2 separate regions of the Homo sapiens genome follow, and region 2 is linked to region 1. A link is a contact called in ENCODE Hi-C data. All regions are on one chromosome and are shown on one strand. Each heading gives the region's core, a stretch centred on a gene start or an enhancer-like site at or near the end of the contact. The rest is flanking DNA. Distances are from core to core; before and after follow the strand shown.

Evidence for each region. A loop is a pair of places that touch in the nucleus more often than their neighbours do. Pooled maps may share reads with other maps.
Region 2: a loop to region 1 is called in a pooled map, with 3 times the contacts of the local background. The contact joins two enhancer-like sites. A Hi-C loop is called at or near these places in 1 of 168 maps with a recorded cell type or tissue (cardiac septum), 2 of 37 single-sample maps with no recorded cell type and 2 of 50 pooled maps.

What each region holds. Positions count from the first base shown.
Region 1 is chr6:136,715,952-136,722,158 of GRCh38, reverse strand. MAP3K5 (mitogen-activated protein kinase kinase kinase 5) reads left to right here. Exons shown (of 30, transcript NM_005923.4): 2 at 1,570-1,709. Among named protein-coding and RNA genes, the nearest start is that of MAP3K5-AS2, 65 kb to the left of the region's middle. Within about 2 kb of position 2,443, at least 5 of the 41 ENCODE cell types and tissues checked have a DNase peak (open chromatin) inside an H3K27ac peak, as active enhancers do.
Region 2 is chr6:137,633,542-137,639,748 of GRCh38, reverse strand. No RefSeq gene overlaps it. Among named protein-coding and RNA genes, the nearest start is that of LINC03004, 29 kb to the left of the region's middle. RefSeq lists a silencer at 2,366-2,425 and an enhancer at 5,240-5,349. Within about 2 kb of position 2,433, at least 2 of the 41 ENCODE cell types and tissues checked have a DNase peak (open chromatin) inside an H3K27ac peak, as active enhancers do.

The DNA.
Region 1 (6,207 bases), core at 1,194-3,693:
AGTCTGTTGGGGTATTTGGTTGACATCCACAACATCTGCAAATAGAGATAATTATCTATTTTATTTTCTAGAATTATATCTTCTTACTTTCTAGAAATCTTATTGCAGTGGCTGGGATTTTCAGAAAGCCATTATATAGTAAGTTGTGGGAATAGATGACAGCCTTTATTTCTGATTTTCATGGGAATACCTAGATGCACAAAGTTGGAAGTTGTTATGAAACATATATTCTCTATGTTAAGGAAATGCCCTTATATTTTTAATTTGAAGTTATTATTTTTTAATTTAAAATTTTTATTCTTCTTAGAGCTAGGGGTCTTGCTCTGTTGCCCAGGCTGGCCTCAAACTCCTGGCCTCAGGTGATACTCTCAACTCAGCCTCCTGAGTAGCTGAGATTACAGGTGCGTGCCACTGTGCCCAGCTCAGCAATTATTTTTAATGAGAAATGGATTGAGAATTTTAATTAATGTACTTGGAGCATGTTCGAGATGCTGATGAGTTTTTTCCATTGAGCTATCCTTGCATTCTGCAAATAAATTTTAAACTCACGATCTAGGTCTTATAACACTTGGTACATTTTGTTAGTTTTTCTTTCATATTTTTGTTTATAGCCATAAAGGAGTTTTAGACTAATCTAAATTTCGTTTTTGTGACATTGTCAAATTTTGATATCAAATTTCTACTACCTTGTTACTGGTCATCTTTGAGCCTTGGATGGATTTGCATCTGTGGTTATATTCCCCTTTGTTATATTTTCTATACCTTTTTTCTCTCTTTTGTTCTTGATTATACTTACCAGGGACTTACTAGATATCAGTTATTTAACTCTAAAACCCAGTTCTGGATTAACTAATAAGCTTACCTATTTATTTTTTAAAAATCTCGTTTTATATATGTTACTGCTATTTTTTAATGAATCTGTTTTTTTTTTTTTAATTTCCTTATTTGGAACCTTAGTTAACGTGTTTTAATGTTGAAATTTATGAGAGAGCATTAGCCCCTGCTTCCCACCGTTGCAAATTCTCCTCGGTTTCCAGTAATCACATGATCTCCTTCTTCTTTAAAAAAAATGCAGGTTTGGGCCAGGCATGGTGGCTCACACCTGTAATCCCAGCATTTTGGAAAGCCGAGGCAGGAGGATTATTTGAGGCCGGGAGTTTGAGTTCAACCTGGGAAACATAGGAAGACCCTGTCTCTAAAAAAATTTTTTAATTAGCTGGGCGTGATGCCACATGCCTGTAGTCCCAGTTACTAGGGAGACTGAGGTGGGAGGATCATTTGAGCCTAGGAGTTCAAGGCTGCAGTCAGCCATGATCATGTCACTGTACTCCAGTCTGGGTGACAGAGCAAGACCTTGTCTCTTAAAAACAGAAAAAGGAGGTTTGTTACATTTTATAAAACCACTTCCAGGTAGAGCTGCAAATTCAAAATTCAGTGATAAATGAAGAGAGAAAATCCCTATCGTTTCCTTATTTCCTCTTTTGAATACTAAGATAATTCAAACCAAAATGTGCTGATTGGGCATTATTTGGGTGTCATTCTTTGGGGGACTTTGTTTTCTGTTTGCAGATATTGCGGTGGTGGAGATGAGCGATGCCTTCCGGCAGCCGTCCTTGTTTTACCACCTTGGGGTGAGAGAAAGTTTCAGCATGGCCAACAACATCATCCTCTACTGTGATACTAACTCGGACTCTCTGCAGTCACTGAAGGTACCTCCCTTGTTTACTGAATGTTTCATTTTAACATCAGCATTTCAGGGATACCGGTTTGTCATCCAAACATTTTAAGTAGCTTTTATTTGTGAAAGACTTTTATATGTTTGGTTAGTATGCATCAATTACTTGTCAAATTGGGAGGTTTATCGAGAATTCACTGTAGAAATTTGATGACACGAGTAGGAAAAAAGTTCACACTGAGTTCTGAGTTTCAGTCATGGTTGTAGCGGAGGAGACTGTGTTAATAGGAAGTCATTAGCGCCGACGTGGAGAAGGGAGATTGCATAAGGTATGGTCAAGCCTCCATGCTTTGTCACTTTTGGGAGCTTCATGGTGCCCACCAGTCTCCCAACTAAAAGTACACTTCCTACTTGAAAGTGCTCTGAGAAATTCTGAGTATACCCAAATAGTTGCCTTCCTCTTTCACTAGGGTATGATTTAAACTAAGATGGGAGAAAAGGAGGAGAAACTTACTATGTTTGTCTACAAAATTCAACCTGTCTCGATGTCATTCTCTCCAGTAATAGGAGCTTACTGCTATAAAGGCATTTCCTCCATCCAAAGAAGTTTGCCTAAAATGCTTTTTGCAAGGCCAAGTGATTTTACACTGTGTGATTCTTTGAAAAGCATCCCACAGTTCAGTGAATCGCATGCTGAGCTTGCCATCATCCATTTCCTTTGTGAAACTTCCAGCTAGCTTCATGTGGCTTTTTCTCAGCTCTGTCTTCCAGTTCCCAAATCTGAGCCAACCTTGGGACATTGAGCTCTAGAATCCTTAACCATATTACTAATGACTTAGCAATTGTTATATGAGTATCTCTAACCCATATTTCATGCAAAAAAGTCAGTAGTATTTTGCATTCTGAGTATTTAAAGCATGTGTGGCTTTCTTTGAGAAATCTGCAGAACTTCATTGAGCAAACATACCTACTACATGCCAGGCATTGTGCTGGTGATTGACAGGTATATCCCTTTCCAGAATACTCTGAAACAGTTCTAAGAGATTTGCCCCTACTTGTCCTAAGTCTGTTTTTTTATCCTAGAGCAATCCTTTACCTGGAGCAATCCTTAAGCCCCTCCTTAATTTTCCTCCAGATTTACCCCTTTAATTAGTACATCATAAAATGTTGTAACTCATTTTTAATTAGACATTTTGATTTGCTGCTATTTGCAACCCATATTAGCATTTGATGAAGGAATTATTTTATTTAGCTCTTTTCATTTTTCTTTGGGTTAAGTTTATGTATGTATGTATTTATTTATTTATTTAGACAGGATCTCGCTCTCTCACCCAGGCTGGAATGCAGTGTCGTGATCACAGCTCACTGCAGCCATGACCTCCTGCGTTCAAGTGATCCTCCCTCCTCAGCCTCCTGAGTAGCTGGGACTACAGATGCATGCTACCTCACCCAGCTAATTTTTCTCTTTTTTGTAGAGATGGGGTTTTGCCATGTTGCCCAGGCTGGTCTTGAACTCCTGGGTTCAAGCGATTCTCCCACCTTGGCCTCCCAAAGGGTTGGGATTATAGGTGTGAGCTGCCACACCTAGATCACCTAGATAGATTAAGTTTATTTAAGCAGGCCCTATTATGTTGGAGATTTTTTACTTTCTACATTTTTTTGCTCTTGCTCCTGCTAGTATCTGGTGGTTTAATTTTGTGCCCATTCTTTCCTAGGGAAGTATTTTTAAATGAAGCAAACTTACATTTGAGAGAAAGAGATAAAGCTAATCTTACCACACATATGTCCGGGACAAATAAACTGGCTTATTGTTTTAAGCTAGCCTTTGTCTAGGAGTGTTATTGGCATTTGATTGAAGTAGTTCCTTAAAAAGGCTAATGATGTCTAAACTGTGCTCATTTATCTTGTACATATTATCTGCTTCTTATTGAGTATTCACTATGTGCTAGGTACCAAGTGCTTTATCTGCATACATTTTCAAATTCTTAAAGGAGAGGCTGGGTGTGGTAATCCCAGCACTTTGCGGAGCTGAGGCAGTTGGATCACTTGAGGCCAGGAGTTCAAGACCAGCCTGGCCAACGTGGTGAAACCTTGTCTCTACTAAATACAAAAATTAGCCAGGTGTGGCAGCACATGCCTGTAATCCCAGCTACTTGGGAGGCATGAGAATCTCTTGAACCCAGGAGGCAGAGGTTGCAGTAAGCTGAGATCACACCACTGCACTCCAGCCTGGGCGACACAGCAAGACCCTGTCTCAAAAAAATCACAAAACAAAGAATAATAATAATAATAATTCTTAAAAGAGCTCTGTAAGATGTATTTTCTATTAGCATTTTTTTAGTATCACAAACCGAAGCTCAAAGAAATTCAATCATTTGCCTAAGGTGATATAGCTAGGAAAATTTGGGATTACGACTGCCTGACTCCAAAGCCTGTTGCCCTTGACTGCTAAGCATTATTGTTAGTTACTTCTAGTTAAAATTATATCATATATTCCTGCTGAGTGTGTTCATTTAGAAAAGCCTATCAGCTATGCCTCCTGAGTTTTCCTAGGTAACATCCTTCTTTTTTTCTTTTCCCTTCTCCTTTCTATTAACTTAAACTTTTGCTGTTTTCTTATTTAGACTATTCCTAGCCTGGTAGGTCATGTGTCTGGTTGCAGAGGACAGAAATATCTGGGATAGGAAGCATATTTGGCAGTCTAGCAATTTCCTCTGAGTCCTGAAAGTTCCTCAGGTCCTATGCTACCGAAAAGAGTTGGTGTGTGTGTGTATTTTTAGTTTTATTCATTTCTGGTCAATTAGTTAAAGATGTAACCCTTATTCCTGCCATTGACCAACAGATAGGAAAACTGCCATGAAAGAAGCAGAACAAGAGATATTTAAAATAATATATCATGTAAGGATTAGCCAAGTGAAATAAAAACAAAGCATTTCTCTGTTTTCACAGGGCAAAGACAGTTTTAGAATGCTATTCTTGTCATATGTTTAGTTTCACTTAGGTTGATTCTTTGGCCATCTAGAAAGTACAGCTGCACAAGTTTTATTTTAATCTGCTGCTCTTTGTTGAAGACTGCAGTTTCTCTTTGGTGGCAAATTCTCAGGAAGAAATCGTAGAAAAAAATTTTTTTTTGTTTTAATTTAAGCTCCTGGAAAAGTAATGGGAGCTATGAAAGTACTTTAAAAATCTATGTCTGAAGTATCATTTGAAAGGATATTTAGAATCTAGTCATAGCATTTAATTGTAATAAGATTTATATCCATTGTTTTAAATCACAAGTACTATTTTGTTGTACTAAGAATGAAAAATTTTAGTATTTTTTTCAAGAGAAGATGATCATTACACTTTGAGAGAAGGAAGTTGATTTTTTCTTTTTTTTTTTGCTTTTTTAGTGCAATGGAGCAATCTCAGCTCACTGCAACCTCCGCCTCCAGAGTAGCTGGGATTATAGGCACGTGCCACCATGCCTGGCTAATTTTTATATTTTTAGTAGAGATGGGGTTTCACCATGTTGGCCAGGCTGGTCTTGAACTCCTGACCTCAAGTAATCTGCCCACCTCGGCCCCCCAAAGTGCTGGGATCACAGGCGTGAGCCACTGTGCCTGGCCAATTCTTTTTATTTTCTTTAGCATTGTAACAACACTTTTATTTTTTACAATTTTCTTTAAGTCTCATGAGAATTTCTCTCGTGCCTACTAATGTTTATTGAGAGAATATCTGTGCCAATATTTACATTGGTTTAAAATAAGAAATGCTAGTAACAATTATTTTCTGATTTATTTCATGCATTATGAAATGATCATACTTCCACTTGGGGTCTCTCAGTAAGTGGTGAGTAAGTCTGGACACTCCTGGTCAATGAGCTGTGGTGCAGATGCATTAAACACCTCTGATGACTTAGGAGAAATGAACCTGTTTTGTGTAGAGTGAGGAAGTTGTTTTAATGAACCATCTCTTATCACTAGAAATTCCTTTATAACACCAGCTCTCAGCTTATCTTCTTGTGATCCTTTCCTCCACTCCCTTCCTCAGCTCCTCTATGTTCTGGGCCACTCCCCACTCACTTTAAACAATGCTACTTTTAAAGGAAGCAAAACAACAGGATGAAACATGACTGCACGTGCCAGATAGTTGAGAATTAAAAGCTCTTATACTACAGATGGCCAGATTGTGGAGAGTGGGAAACCTACACACTGCTGGTGGGAGAGATACTACCTTCTGAAGCGCAATTTGGGAATATTTAATAATATCAAATGAGCATATCACCAAGACTTAGTCATTCCAACCCTAAATGTATACTGTAAAAAAAGTCTCTTGCATGCATAAGGAGATATAATCAAGAATGTTTATGTTAACATGTTTATAATAGCTCCTCCTCCCAAGGAAATGGAGAATTAATAGATACCTTCAGCTGTAATTTTTTTTTTTTTTTTTTTTTTTTTTTTTTTTTTTTTTTGAGACGATCTTGCTTTGTCACCCGGGCTGGAGTGCAGTGGTGCTATCCCGGCTCACTGCAACCTCCACCTCCTGGG
Region 2 (6,207 bases), core at 1,184-3,683, 920 kb before region 1:
GTAATTTCAGTGACAGATACTTATAATGATTTAACCAAGCCTGAGAACCTATCTGCAGAAAAACATGCAGTCTATCATGTCACCTTCATTTTCAGAGGAATTTCTCAGCCTTGAAACTCAGTAGGCCTAGGTTCAGAACCCTTGCCTGAGACTTCTAGGAAATAATGAGCCACTGTATACCTCTAAGGTGTGTCCCCCTAAAATGTTCCTTTCCCGTGTTATACTTTCTCTTTCATTTCTACATTTAGGACAGTGGTCATTTTCTAACCAGATGATGACTTTAGAAACACAAATTGTGGTTTTATTTAACATTGCAGGCAAATCCTGTAGACCGTGATCCCATAAATACGTGTTCATTCTGACTAACCCAAGATAGTGTGGTTAGAGGAAACCTTTGAAAACCTTGTTTCTTAATATAAGCAAAAATGGGAGTCTTTTAGTAATGAAAATTTGCAGTCAAATTCCATTTTTGTCTTTTATCTTCTGGTCTTTATAAGACCCTGGCAAGAAAAGACCCAACTCCTTCAGGCTAGAGTGGCACAATGAGGTAACAGCCTTATTGAAGTTTTAAACAAGAAGCCCATGAGCTAGTGCTCTTAAAACCTCATGGCAAATTTTATGTATGTTTCAGATCTACTCTGTAGGTTGCTCAGCAGAGGTCCCCCCTTGGCCACTAGCACACATAGCTCACACCAACTGCATACATGTGCCTGCTGCTGTTCTAGAAGGGTTTCAGATAGAAATCCATTTAATCCTCCCAACAACCTGAAGGAGTACAGGAATGTTATTCTGCCTATTTTAGATGAAACTGAGGCCCTGGATGATGAGTTGCTTGTCTCAGAGCCCACGGTGGTAGAGTCAGGATCTACACTCAAGCAGTCTTGTTGCAGAGCCTGTGTACTAACTTATATGCTCCTCTGATATACAGACATTATTTTTTCAAAACAATGGCCCCAGGTAGTAATGGTACTATTCTTATATCTTCTGTTTTGAGGGGATCTGCGACTCTGGCTCGGGCATTCTCTCAGCTCTCCAGTCGTTGAAGGATTTCTCTCTCTCTCTCCATCTCTCTCTCTGGCTCTCACTCTCTCTTTCTCTCTCTGCCACCACACACATGCAATTCAGTTATACATTTGTTCAATTAGGCCTAACCTCCAGTGCAAGGAAAGCAGCAAGCTTTACACTGCTTTCCCATTGGAGGGGCAATAGGCACTCAAGTCTGTCTTCTCCATGAAAGGAAGTCACAAATTTTCACTGAACTCTTCCACAATCAGCATAAAATAGTTATTTAGGGTTTGCAAATAGAAATAGAGAAAATTTTCATTGTGAACTGTCTTCCTTTCCAAAATTTTTTGTGTTTTGCTGTTGTTTATCTTGTTTTCTTGAGATAAATGTTTGTGTTTCTCATTTCCCCTCTTGGCCAGTTTTTCGGTATAAAAATTTTTGAAGCTGATACTTACAAACTTCTAACTCCTCTCTTCCTTTGGGCTTAGATACTTACCCAAACTGGAACTATATTTAAAAGTCTCCTTAATTGCAAGACCTTGACTTTATAGAGGTAAAAGGTCAATTTTAAAACCCATACCCTATACAGTAACCTAACTCAATTCAGGTGCTTTGATTGGTTCACTGCTTTGACAATTACAAGAAACACCACTAGCATCTGAAGAAATTGAAATCCCAGGACTGTCTTCACATCTAAATCCACAATGGTGCCTGGAGCAAATCATGGATCAAAATATCTGATTGGCCAACAACTGACTGGTAATTGTCCATAATTGATTCTCCTGTAAAGTGCAAATGATAGTTAGTTAACAGCAAAGAAATTGAAATATCCTCTCTTTAATGGTAAATTTTATATCTTCATTTAATTTTCAAAAGGCAGGAAAAATATTTTATAAATATCAACCTCCTAGGTCAATTTCTAAAACTTCCAACTTAATAATTGTTTAATATATATTTTGAGTTTTTTTTCTTCATGCAGCATGTATGTTGAGGTCACAGTATGTGAACAGATGGAATATATGGCAGGGGCCAACTAATTAACATTAAAGACAGGGGACCCATTGTCTTTCTATAACTCCCATCCATCTACCTTCATTTCTGTCACCATGGTACCTAGTGGTTCAATTACTGAGTGTTGTGAATAAACTATTAAACAAAACCAACTCCATATAATGCTGCTACTTGATGTTTAAGAAGCTATGCTTGAATATTTTCTAAATCACTGAAACCTTCTCAATAATTTCCTCTGATAAAGGAGGTGAGACTGTAGGGGTTTTTGTGCAATTTATTTAGTTTACAGACCAGTGGAGTGGGAACTGGCATATTTTAAATTGCATCATTGACATTCTTGTGGTTTCTAGCTGCAAGGGCCAACTCTAGAATGCCTCTGAGGTTGAGCCAAAGGAGCATGAGAAAGCATGTGGTTCTTATAAGCCCATATCACATGTAGCATGCTGGGGATTTCAAAAAAGCAGGCATTCTCCAGACTTGAATTAACTCCTGCTTCTTCCCAGAGCAGCCATTTCCTCATAGACTCGGATGGAATCAAACCAGGAAGCTCTAAGCAGCATGAAAGCTCTCAAATGTGACCTGTGAGTTTTTCCTAAGTTTTCTTGGCAGCCTGTGGCAGAAGAGCACTGAAAATAGATGCAATAGAATTACCATGTGATCCAGCAATCCCAGGTATATATTCAAAAGAATGCAAAGCTGGATCTCAAAGAGATATTTGCACACCCGTGTTCATTGCAGCACTATTCACAATAGTCAAGATGTGGAAACAACCCAAATGTCCATCAACAGATGAATGGATAAAAAAAAATATGGTATATACACACAATAGCACATTATTCAGCCTTAAAAAAGAAGGAAATTCTGTTATATGCTGCAACATGGATGAACATTAGGAAAGGAGAATGGTGGTTGCCAGAGGCTGGGGGAGGGGGAAATGGACAGTTGGTGTTCAATGAGTGTAGTTTCAGTTTTGCAAGATGGAAAGGTTCTGGAGACCTGTTGTATAACAATGTGAATATACTTTACACTACTAAATTGTACATTTAAAATGGTTAGGATGATAAATTTTATGTTATGTGTTTTTACCACAATTTTAAAAAATACAGTTGACCTTCAAATAACACAGATTTAAACTGCATGGGTGCACTTATACTCAGATTTTCTTCCACCTCTGCCACCTTTGAGGCAACCAGAACAACCCCTCCTCTTTCTCCTCCTCCTCAGTCCACTCAACATGAAAATGATGAGTATGAAGACCTTTATGATGATCGACATGGCACTTAATACATAGTAAATATATTTTCTCTTCCTTATGATTTTCTTAACAATATTTTTTTTCTCTAGCTTACTTTATTGTAAGAATACAGTATATAAGTCATAAAACACAAAATATGTGTCAATTGACTGTTATAGGTAGGACATCTGGACAATAGTAGGCTATTAGTAGTTAAGTTCTGGGGGAAGTCAAAAGTCATACATGAATTTTCCACTGCAAGGGAAGTTGTCAAGGGTCAATGGTAACTTCTAGTGTCCCCTTACCTTGAACTCAGGGGTTGTAATGAACTCAGCAGCTGGTCTGCAGAGGACCTTAGTGAGGTAATTCTGATTGGAGAAAGCTACTTTCCAGCTAAAATTACTTGCATTGGAGTTGACCAATGTGTAGAATGCCTGCCAGAACCTACATCCCAGAACCCTACTGGGCTGCCCCACTGCCTCGAAAGCTATTGTGGAAAGCCAGGAATCTTCTGAGAGTCTCTAAGTTCAGATGTGGAGAAAGATGGCACAAATAAAGAAACAAATCAACACACCAGCAAATGTGTTTGACTCGGGGAGGTGTCTCTAGGGGACAACGTTAACTTGGGGTAGCATATCCACATATCTTTTTTCCCGACATGCCCCAAAACTTGCAGAATTTTATACCTGGAAGGAACAATAATAATCAGTCAGAAGAAATATATTACCTCATTTCATAAGAGGAAAGTGAAGTGAAGGAAGGTAAGAGACTTACTTACGCAAGGACCTCCAGAGAAATGATTAGAAAGTTGAGTTTAGGATTCTCAGTCTCAAGGGGGATTTTAGGCAGAATCCATTCTTGAATGAGACATGACAGGAAAGACCAATATTAACAAACACACGGGACAAAACTGGCTCTATTTTTGTTGAAAGGAAAGCAGAGGTGGCAGGAACGGTGGGGTGTCATTTCCCCTCTCCACACCCCGAGCCCACCCTGGGCCCTAGAGGCATGCCTGTGACTGCCTGTGCCTCAAAACTCTGTAAGGCACAGTTTGAAGAGCACCCTAGCATACCACCACTTTTCACTGGACACTCCCACTACAGCATTTATAGAGGAGGTCATTATCTTACTTTGTAATTTTTGTTTGCATGTCTGCAGGAAGAAAGTTCAAAATAATAGCTACCATATATTGAGTATTTACTGTGTGCTGGCTTGCTGGCTAAATACGTTACAGACATTATTTAATCAAATCCACCCAAAAAAGTTATTGTTTTATCCCATTTTGCAGGCGGAAGAAAAAGGCCATGTAAAATAGGTTGCTTATAAGTGGCAGGACTGGGATTCAAACACAATTATGACCAAAGACCTGTGCCTATAACCAAAGCAGCAATCAGGCTTGTGATTGGTTCATCTTTGGATGCCCATTACCTAGCATAAGGCCAGTACATAGTAGGTGCTTCATAAAAATGCTTTGATTGAGATTCCTCTGGTTCACAGACATCATTTTAAAGTGCTAAATTTCTACAAAAAGAATAATTTTAAAATGTTAAACATTTAAAAAACAAAATTGTCAAAAGAAAAAAGAAATAATTTAAAAACTACAAGCGCAAATTTCTCAGGGAAGGTTAATGACTATCAATCACTCACACGTAAGTGTGAATTGGTTAAATCTGGTTGCTTTAACTGTTAGCTCTTGCCTAAGCCGCGTGGAATCTAGTGTAGTATCTAAGATCATTAACTAGAGTTGGGCTCTTAAAATCTTCTCTATCATTTAGTGGCTATGTAACCCTGGGCAAACCATCTAACCTCTCTAACTCAGTTTTCCCATCTGTAAAATGGATATTATGGTAGAATTTATCACCTGGAATTACTGTCTGGATTGGATGAATTTATTCAAAAGTATTTAGAACAGAAATTGGTCATAGTAAGCACTCAATAAAAAATAATATATTGGCCGGGTGCAGTGGCTCACACCTGTAATCCCAGCACTTTGAGAGGCCGAGGTAAGCAGGACATTTGAAGCCTGGAGTTTGAGACCAGCCTGGCCAACATGGTGAAACCCCGTCTGTACTAAAAATACAAAAAAATTAGTCAGGCGTGGTGGCACGCACCTGTAATTCCGGCTACGTGGGTGGCTGAGATATGAGAATTGCTTGAACCCCGGAGGCAGAGGTTGCAGTGATCGAGTCACTGCATTCCAGCCTGGGTGACAAAGTGAGACTGTCTCAAAAAAAAAAAAAAAAATCAAAGGGATGCCTGCACTTGCATGTTTATGGCAGCACTATGCACTATAGTAAAGGTATAGAATCAACCTAAGTGTTCGTCAATGGATAAATGGATAAAGTAAATGTGGTATATGTATATACACAATGGAATACCATTCAGCCATAAAAAGAATAAAATTGTATCACTTGCAGCAACACGGATGGAACTGGAGGTCATTATCTTAAGTGAAATAAACCAGGCACAGAAAGAAAAATATCACGTGTTCTCAGTTATATGTGGGAGCTAAAAATTTGATCACCTGGAAGTAGAGAGTGGAATAATGGATAACAGAGACTGGGAAAGATGAGTAGCGGGGAGAGGGGAATATAAAGAGAGATAGGTTAAAAGATACAAACATACAGTAAGATGGAATCAATTCAATGTTTGGTCAGAGCAGGGTGACTATACTTAACAAGAAAGTATTGTACTCAAGTGGTGGACTCTCTGAATGCCCTGACTTCATCACTACACAATATATACACATAACACAATTTCTCATGCACTCTATACATTTGTACAAATAAAAATAAATAAATAATCATTAATTACTATTATAAACCACAATGAAGAAAAGGGTATTATGTATACTTTTTGGCTTGGTTGTCATTGTTTTTTTTTTTTTTTTTTTCAAAAGGAGGGAGAGAAGGTAGGTAGTTTTTAAGCATGGTTTGGGCTGCTGAGATGGGAGACCA